Regions from separate parts of the Homo sapiens genome. Here region 2 is linked to region 1. A link is an interaction called in ENCODE POLR2A ChIA-PET data of the cell type or tissue named here. Cell type or tissue: A673. All regions are shown on one strand. Each heading gives the region's core, and the rest is flanking DNA. Links, peaks and the distances in the headings are about the cores only.

Region 1 (4,724 bases), core at 233-4,232:
GCATTGCACCAATGCACTGATTGGCCATATATAGAGAACTAGGGGAGCTGGCATGGTCTGGCTCTCCTCCAGTTAATATTTATATATGGAAAGACTGAGTCAGCAGTATATGAGCTTTGCGATCTTTTTTATGAAAAGAAAAAAAAGTATCTTATTCCTGAAAGTTAAACCTTAGCGATGTGTTTATTGTTGGAGAAACATATACTACATTGAAGGAAAATTGATCTCTAGATTTTTGTTGCCATAGTTAAAAAAAAAATTCTTAACAGTTATAAAAGAAGGTTAAAGACAGGGTTTTTGTCCCCTACCTCACAAAGATGACATGCATGTAAGGTTCACTGTAGGAGGGCAGCGCAGGGCAGAATGAGCTTCCTAAACATGTGGGGAGAAACCAAGGCTCCCACTCAGGACTGGGCACCTGGGCCTGTGAGCACGAAAGGAGCATCGGATCAGGCTCATTGTACATTTCTGGCTTGGAGCTGGCTGACCCTTTCCTTCTTGAGGTTTTGTCAAGGGGTTTCCAGTTTTCCTAATTAACTATTAATGAGGTGGGTGTAATTTATTGACTAGGGCGAGGTAAACTAGCTGTGCCTGGAGTTGAGTTATGTTTCCTGAGGGAAAAGAAAACTTATGAAATAAATCATTCTCTCTTTAATTAGCAGCTTTGGCTAGCTCACTTGAAATGACTGCGCAAAATGTGAAAAGAAGCCAGAAGTTTAGTCAGAAATCTAAACGTGGGTCTCATTTGCTGCTTACTGAGAGATTTATGCAGTTCAGGGTGAATGTGTCGGGGGACCTGGGTGAGTTGCATGAAGCACCGTAATGAAATGTTCTCCTTCTGCTATGACTCTGGACAAAGCCTGAAGTAGGTTCCTTCCTTCTTTATTCCAGTGCATGCTCCAAATGGAAAAAGCCAGAGGACCCCAGATAGAGGAGGGGAACTAATTAATGTGTTTTCCAACCTTTTAGCTTTATCTTCCTGTCAACTTATCTGCACCATTAGGTCTATGTATCATTTTTACTTTCTTAACACAGAGTGCCTATTCTCTGACTTTAATACTACAAGCTATTGGATATAACTGCACCCAAGGTGGAAGCAAACCTTTATGTATTGATCAGTACAGGAAAAAATATATTTGTTGTTTCAGTTCTGGTCAGCATTCATTGGGTGCCTACTAGAACGTGTCAGATACTGTACTAGGGGGATGTAAAAATGACTCTACCCGGTAGGGGATCATAGATGCTGGGGGGAGAAGAATCTTTGAGAGTTCATGAGAAAAAACAAAACAAAACTGATTATGAAGTTTTAACTTTCTCAACAGACTAAGAGTAACCGAGATAATTTTCTTCATCTCACAATATTGATCATGCTTAAAAGCTCAAAAGAACATTGACCCCTTGCCTTCCCCCAGTTACTATCTCCAGCCTAAAAACTGCATGAGGAAAATGTATTCATTCTTCTTCCTGGTATTTCTCAGTAGAGCCTATTAGATTTTTTCAAGGTAGAGCCCACTCACACCTTGAGAGTGAGTTTCAATTTGAACCTGCCCTTTCTGGGGTTAGAATCCACCTTCTATGGCCAAACACGGTTTTCTGCCTTGAAGAAGAATGACCTGACAAGCTTTGTGGACACCCAGTGGCTCACTGAAACGTTTTGACGAATGAATCAAAAACATATGGATTACGTTTTCTTGAACATACTGGTGATTTTCACAGAAAATGAATTTGGCCCCAAGCATTTTGTTCTCCTGAACTTTCCGTCTGGACTCCAAACATTAGCAGGAGGCTGGGCAGAGATGTAGTTGGCCCAGTGTTTTCGGGCTGATATGTGGATTTTATTAAAACCTGCAGCTTCTTTCCTGACTCCTTGTTTGAACGTTTTTGTGAGGGGTCCGCTGCAGATGAGCACACTTTTAGCTTCTCAAAGTCATCCCTTTCCCCAAATGGCGACCTTTTTACTCCTTGGAAACAGAGGAAAGAAGAATTCCCATGCTTTCCTAGGAAAGGCTCATTCCCCTATCTCAGACCTCTAGGAACAAAATTACCCCCACACGCTACCATTTTAAAAAGAACAAAACAAAAGGGTTCTGGGAGCCTTTTTCCTGCCACAGAGCTATTATGAAAATCTAGCTCATGTTTCTATTTCGATCCCATTCACCTTTGTCAGCTAATACTTCATATTCATTAAATCCAAACCTTGACACTCCAGGTTCTTTTCCGTGCCTTGGTGTGGAAGAAAGAACCAGCTTTTCCCAGAGGCCGACATCTTTCCTCGTCCCCTTGACTAAAGCCACTCTGCCCACCTGCTGCCGAGAAAGCAGAGGCCAGTTCAAACCTGGGCATGGCCCTTGCGGAACAGGGGCTGAGAGCTCATTTGAAGAAGAACAGACCACTAATAAATCTCATGGTCATTACCCTTTATGCATACTTGTTCTAATAGGTGTCGCAGATTCCTGCCTCCTAATAAGGAAAGGAAGTAGAAAAACACATAAATTCTCTCAAGGGAGTCAGACAGCCTGAAGCCACACTCGACAGCTGCAAACGTTACCATGAGCACAAAAGCAAAACAGGGCTTAAAAAAGTGATACATTGCCAGGGATTTTGGCAAGATTTCCTTGAATCCAGACTATGTTTTGCATTGTTTCAGTTGAAAAGAAGAACAGCACTCCTGCCTGCCACATGTGATGGAATTTGGAGATTAAATAAACAACGGTGTTAATTGATCTAAAAGGGCTTGATTGAAAGCATCCTAACATTTCCCTTTACCTTGTTTTGTTTGTTTGCCTGCTTGCATGATTATTTTTTTCTTTCTTTCTTTCTTTCCTTCTTTCTTTCTTTCTTTCTTTCTTTCTTTCTTTCTTTCTTTCTTTCTTTTCTTTCTTTTTTCTTTTTCTTTCTTTCTTTCTTTCTTTCTTTCTTTCTTTCTTTCTTTCTTTCTTTTCTTTTCTTTCTTTCCTTCCTTCCTTTCTTTCTTTCTCTTCCTTCCTTCCTTCTCTCTTTTTCTTTCCTTTAAAAAACCTTAGCAGTTCAAGTTAGAGGTGTTTTTTTCTTTTCTTTTTTTTTTTTTTTTTGCCTCCAATGCCACCACATCATTCAGTCTAACTATTGAGCATTGCAGGTTTACTCAGGGGACAATTCTTGCCCTCCCCACCCCCTCTTCCCTTCTTCTTTTCTGGATTTACTTTCTCTGGGATGGTCTGGAGATTTGCTAGAGATGTACTGCCTACATATGTGGTGACTGCAAAAGGGGAAATTCATGTGCCTGTTGAAAAGGCCATTAGTCTACCCCATGAGAATTTAAGGGCTTATGAAGAAAATCCATCAGAATATTTAAGGCCAGAGTTCAAAGGGGACCCAAACATCCAGAGCAGCAGATATAAATTGCTGCACATTCTGATTTTGTCCAAATTTGTTAACTAAGACTGAGTCTTTCCTATGAGCTAGAATTAATTTTCCACAAAGAATACATTCTAGACTTTATTTCACAATTATTTCATTTCATTTAGTCTTGTTCACACTGATTTTAGGAAGTTACTTTTGAGAAGAATGCATGATTCTGAGCTTGGGTTTTTGTTGTTGTTTATTTTTAAAGTAATTTGTTTCATCTAATTTTGCACAAATGGAAGCTGAAATATTGCATTGCTAGAGGGTCTCTTATTCACATAAGAAGCAGAACTCCACAGAATTCCATGTCTTCATTAAATAATCAGAAAGGGCTTTCATCCATTACTTGGCATATTTTAATGCTTGTACTGAAAGGCAGCATCAAATAAATGCTCTATTTCCTCCCCGATTGGGACCTATTTCCATTTTTCTAACCAGAAACTTAGTCTAGGAAGACATGAAGTCAGGCCTCAGCTCCATTTTCTAGCATCCAGCCGGTATTTTTCTTTCTCTATTTTGTATCATAGGATAATCAAGGTATTTTACAGAGTTTCACATTTCTCAAAGGCCACATAGGCAGACATGGTAAACAAAATAGCTAAAAATCCTAGGTCCAGTGGTTTTCAAAATGTTTCAAGAAACTCAAAGATTCCATAATCATGCTTCAGATGTTGAAAACTTCAATTTCAAATTAATAGCTTATGGAAAACTATGGCAATCTCTATTAAAATTAAAAATACATACAATGTTTGACCTAGCACCTATACTTTGGTGGAATCCTTCCATTAGAAATAAAATGCCTCAGTACATTAGGATGGATGGATCTATCTATCTATCTATCTATCTATCTATCTATCTATCTATCATCTATCTATATTTATCTATCACCCATCTTCCTATCCATCCATCTGTCCATCTATCCACACACACACAGGATTATTAGAACATTGTTTACTTTATTAAGGAGCTGGAAACAATCTGAATAGCTAGTAATAGGGTAAAGACTGAAAACATGGTGTCCCATCCTTGCAGGATATTTCTGATGTATCATTAAGTGAGACCCTCCATAAATAAATGATACAGGTATTTAAAGATGCCGGTCCTCATCCACAATCACAGATGAAACATTCTTTTCTCTCTCAAACATCTTTATTGTCCTTATTTTTGCTGACATTTAGCTTTCATGCCTTCAGCATAAAGGAGTTTTAGGTAAGATTTAATTAAAAAAAAAAAAGCCCTACCAGATAATGAGCCCTTCAGAGAAAGAGAGGAACACAGCTGGAAGGGGCCATGGGCATCTCACCTCCATTGGTAATGTTTCATTCTTAAGGTGATGGTTA
Region 2 (4,724 bases), core at 190-4,189, 400 kb after region 1:
ATCCTGTCTCAAAAAAAAAAAAAAAAAAAAGGTAGAAAATCTACTCTGTATTTAAAAAAAAAAAACCTAAATGTTGTGCAATTTGAGGCAGAGACTGGCAACTCCAATAGTGTTAAGAGCTCTGGGGCCGGCCAGATGTGGGCCAAATGGTGAGGCTCATGGAAAAGCAGCAGAATACAGGGCCAGGACACAGTGGACAGGGTTATGACCAGGTCCAAGTCAGACAGGACTCTGGCCACTCCTGGAGAAGGCGCCCCTGTCCCCGAGAACATCACCCAGGAGTCACACACACACATGCAGGATGTGCCATTCCTTCCCGAGTCTGAGCCACAGTTCACTTCAGTGGGTTTGGGGGAGTTTCCTGGGATCTCTGATGAGAGCCATACTGAGTGGGAGCACTGTCAGTCCCATGTAAAGGGGGCAAGCAGCCTTCATCTATGTCCTCTATAAACACGTGAGTAAAGACAGACTTAAGAAACAAGACACAAAGACCCTCCAAAGATCTGTGACCTCCAAAGACCTCCTTTCGGATTGGATTTTCCAAAGAGAGAGTAATGAGCAGATAATCCTCTATCCAGCTTGGAGCCCACTTAGAATTACAATAAATCATAATCACCTTCGCTACCCAGGGAATGGTCCTCGGCTCCTTGATGTATGACAATCTAATCCACGATGTTCTATAACTGAATCTAGGTGGCCTCCTCCCCAGTTAACGATTCACTCCACAAAGAGCATCTTCCGCAGAGACCTGGACCAACAACAAAAAAATTAATTTCAATGAAGTGACACTAAAGCATCTGAGAGGATTAATAAAAATATTACCTAGAGACAAACCAATTTGAGAAACAAGGGTTACATCAAGCAAAGCACATAGCACCTGTCAACAGTATTCTTTTCCTTTATTATTTTTAAATAGCTCTGAGTTACCCCAGGAGGACTTGTGAGTGCCCTCCCCAGAGGTGTTGAAAAGAACCCGGTTTAGTTGTGCATTTACTTGTGTTTACTGGATTTCATGCAAATTAGGGGTGAGGAGAGACTAAATGTTTTCTTTTGATCCTTCCTATGTTTGCCTCTAGGCATAATATTTTGGACACTTTTCTGAGTTTGCTTCAATTTTCACCCACTCCTTTCCCCATAGATTTTGTCTCCTTGCCTTTTGTTTTGTTTGGTTTTGTTTTTGATGGGGTTTCACTCTGTCTCCCAGCCTGGAGTATAGGGGTGCCATATGCCTCACAGCCTCGACCTCCTGGGCTTAAGGGATTCTCCCACCTCAGCCTCCTGAGTAGCTGGAACCACAGGCATGCACCACCACACCTGGCTATATTTTTAAATTTTTTGTAGAGATGGGGTCTCCCTATGTTGCCCAGGTTGGTCTCCAACTCCTGGGCTCAAGCGATCCTCCTGCCTCAGCTTCCCAAAGTGCTGGGATTCCAGGCATAAGCAAGGGCACCAGGCTCTTTCCTTGATTTTTATAACTACTTTCCTATAAATAAGAAACAGCTCCACGGCAGTTCATTTGCCTAGTCAATTCTTCCTCTCAGGCTTCTTGATATTTGGGTTGGCAAAGAATAAAAATATAAAGCTCCCAAACCTGTAAGGGATTCTAAAAGTCTAAAATTCCCTGAAACAACAGAGGCACAATAGTTTCCCACTTGATAATGTGACCTTCGTCGCCTTCTACAGCCCTGGAATAGAGGAATGAGGCAGCAGGTCTATGTTGTGGCACCAGAAGGAAGGATGGATAAGATCTGCTGCATTTCCCAGTTACAGGCAGCTGATGGGGAGCAGAGCTGGTCAGCTGGTCATATTCAGTAGCTCTTCGTGTTTCATGAAAATGTGTAGAACCCTTAAACACTACTCTAAAAATAGGCCTATCCCTTGACTTCATCATGGTAAAGACCATAAATGAATCTTAGTCTACCAACTCAGATAAAGAGGAAACAGCACATGTCCACTTCTTTTAAATCCACTTAAATTAGCCTAAAGAGAGAATTCAGTCTTAGCCATTATCAGGCACCCTTCCCTCCTTAAGGGCACAATTGTTCATAAAACTCATGCAATGTCTAGACAATGGAAAGGGAAGTTCTTCCAGCCATTCATTGCTACATAACAAAATATCCCAAAAGTGCAGTGGCATAAAACAGAAAAGACTCATATTATTATTATTATCATTATTATTATTTTGGGAGACAGGGTCCCATTGTTTCACCCAGGCTGGGGATCAGTGGTGCAATCATAGCTCACTGCAACTTCAAATAAAAGACTCATATAGGCCGGGCACAATGGCTCACGCCTGTAATCCCAGCGCTTTGGGAGGCTGAGGCAGGTGGATCACCTGAGGTCAGGAGTTTGAGACCAACCTGGCCAACATACTGAAACCTCATCTCTACTAAAAATACAAAACTTAGCCAGGCCTGGTGGTGGGCGCCTGTAATTCTAGCTACTTAGGAGGCTGAGGCACGAGAATCTCTTGAACCCAGGAGGCGGAGGTTGCAGTGAGCCAAGATCGCATTACTGCACTCCAGCCTGGACAACAGAGTGAGACTTTGTGTCAAAAAAAAAAAAAAAAGACTCATATGAGTCCATTTGTATGGAATTTCTAGAAAAGAAGGAACTGCAGAGTCAGAAAGCAGATCTGAAGTTGTCTGGGATTGGGATTAGGAGAGGAAACTAATGACAAAAAGCACAATGAAATTTTTGGGTTGATGGACATGTCTTAAAATACCTTGATAAAGCTCATTTAAAAAAAAATTAGTGGCATAAGACAACAACCATTTCAGTACAATCATGAATGCTGTGGTTAGGAATTCAGTTGGGGAACCCTGTGCATGCTTGTCTCTGTTCCACAATGTCTGGGGACTCAGATGGGAAGAAGAAGAGCGAGAGGCTGGAATCATCTGGAAGCTGTTCAGGATGGCTGCAAAACTGAGCCTGGCCAATGCTGTCGACTGGAGTGCTTACACACGGCCTGTCCACCGAGCTTGGGTTTCTTACAGCATAGCAGCCAGCTGGGTCCTGGAATGGAGCACCCCTGGAAGGAGTGCCCAGAGAACTTACTTGCCAAAGACCAAAACTGACATAGTTAGGCTCTGTGTCCCTACCCAAATCTCATCTTGAATTATAATCCCCATATTCCCCATAATCCCCATGTGTCAAGGGAAAGACCACGTGGAGGTAATTGAATCATGGGGGCTTTTTCCCCCATACTGTTCTCTTGATAGTGAGTGAGTTCTCATGAGATCTGATGGATTTATAAGAGGCTCTTCCCCCTTCACCAGGCACTTCTTCCTGCTGCCTTGTGAAGAAGGTGCCTTGCTTCCCCTTTGCATGATTGTAAGTTTCCTGAGGCCTCCCTAGCCATGCTGAACTGTAAGTCAATTAAATCTATTTTCTTTATAAATTACCGAGTCTCGGGCAGTTCTTTATAGCAGTATGAAAATGGACTAATACAAAAGCAGAAGCTGCACGACTTCAGGTTACAAGCCAATCTCTAGGCCAGCCCAGATGCAAGGGGAGAGAAACTAGACCTCACCCCTCTATAGAGTGTGGCAGGGCCACATCAAAGAAGGGCATGTAGGATGGAAGATATTGTGGAGTCCACCTCTGGCAAACAGAATCTGCTACCAGACCCTATTCTTCTCACTGTCACAAGCCCCAAGGTCTCCCTGTGGGTGAACAGGCTTTTCTTTTTCAAGGGGTAACAGAGACCATTTACAAAGAGAAATCCTCATGCTAAAGTCCTGCCTTCCCAACAGCACCAGAAAGCCTTTTGCCTCCTGAGGTCTTGCTGAGACATTTCACTTTATAGGCACAAGTCCCATCACTTGAGAAACTGCTGGCCTCTGACCACACCTCTGATTTAGAAACTGCACCTTGCTGCTGCTGTCACTGTTCAGCTCTCCAATGCACTCGTCCCCCTTCCCATTCCCTCAAGGACACCTCAGGAAATGTCTTCAATGGGCTTTACATTTCATAAAATACAAAAAGAGGAGGCTCTCAAACAGCAGCATTGATTATGGGTTCTGTAAAATCTCTAAAGCTGGGGAAAGAGAGATAGAGAGATTGGGTGAGATGGAGAGAGAACCTGTCATTTTTTTTCCAACTGGGGAAGGCAAGTGACAGAACAGATCACACATCAATTTTCCAGTAAATCATTCTAGCTCAATTGCCGAGTGTACACGTGTGCACAAGCGTGCATGCACGAGATTTATAAAAGGCTCTGCAGTAACTTGCATGCATTTTTCAAATAAAAGTACTGCTTAGAAGCAGAATGTAATAAATAAGGAGGAGGGGAGGAGCTGGTTTCACCTAGAGAAGAAATATTTAATTTTTTGTAATTTTTTGGATAGTTAATGCCATATTTCATACTTGTGGGAGATAACACTCTAAATTTTTTTAATCCACAAATACTTTCAACATAACCCATCAATGACAGTTTAGAGATCATTTTTAAACAAACTCACTATCATATATATATATATATATATATATATATATATATATATATATATATATTTATTTATTTATTTTTTGAGACAGAGTCTTGCTCTGTCACCTAGGCTGGAGTGGAGTGCAATGATGTGATCTTGGCTCACGGCAACTTCTGCCTCCCAGGTTCAAGTGCTTCTCCTGCCTCAGCCTCCCAAGTAGCTGGGATTACAGGTGCCCACCACCATGCCCAGCTAATTTTTTGTATTTTTAGTAGACACGGGGTTGGTCACCAT

What was found. ChIA-PET counts read pairs that join two places held together with the same protein. Peaks named below come from ENCODE experiments on the same cell type or tissue, not always from the same donor. Only the 100,000 strongest peaks of a DNase experiment are listed, where the experiment ranks them.
Region 2: POLR2A ChIA-PET joins it to region 1 with 5 read pairs; 1 of 35 experiments calls an interaction of 5 or more read pairs at or near these places.

Annotation. Positions count from the first base shown.
Region 1 is chr9:87,032,062-87,036,785 of GRCh38, reverse strand. The region is part of intron 1 of LINC02893 (long intergenic non-protein coding RNA 2893); the gene reads left to right. Among named protein-coding and RNA genes, the nearest start is that of LINC02893, 7.7 kb to the left of the region's middle. RefSeq lists an enhancer at 103-3,351. In A673, for the core only: no CTCF peak of the experiment used is centred there; a DNase peak (open chromatin) is centred at 2,545; H3K27ac peaks cover 864 bases.
Region 2 is chr9:86,628,161-86,632,884 of GRCh38, reverse strand. No RefSeq gene overlaps it. Among named protein-coding and RNA genes, the nearest start is that of LINC02834, 78 kb to the left of the region's middle. In A673, for the core only: no CTCF peak of the experiment used is centred there; no DNase peak of the experiment used is centred there; H3K27ac peaks cover 396 bases.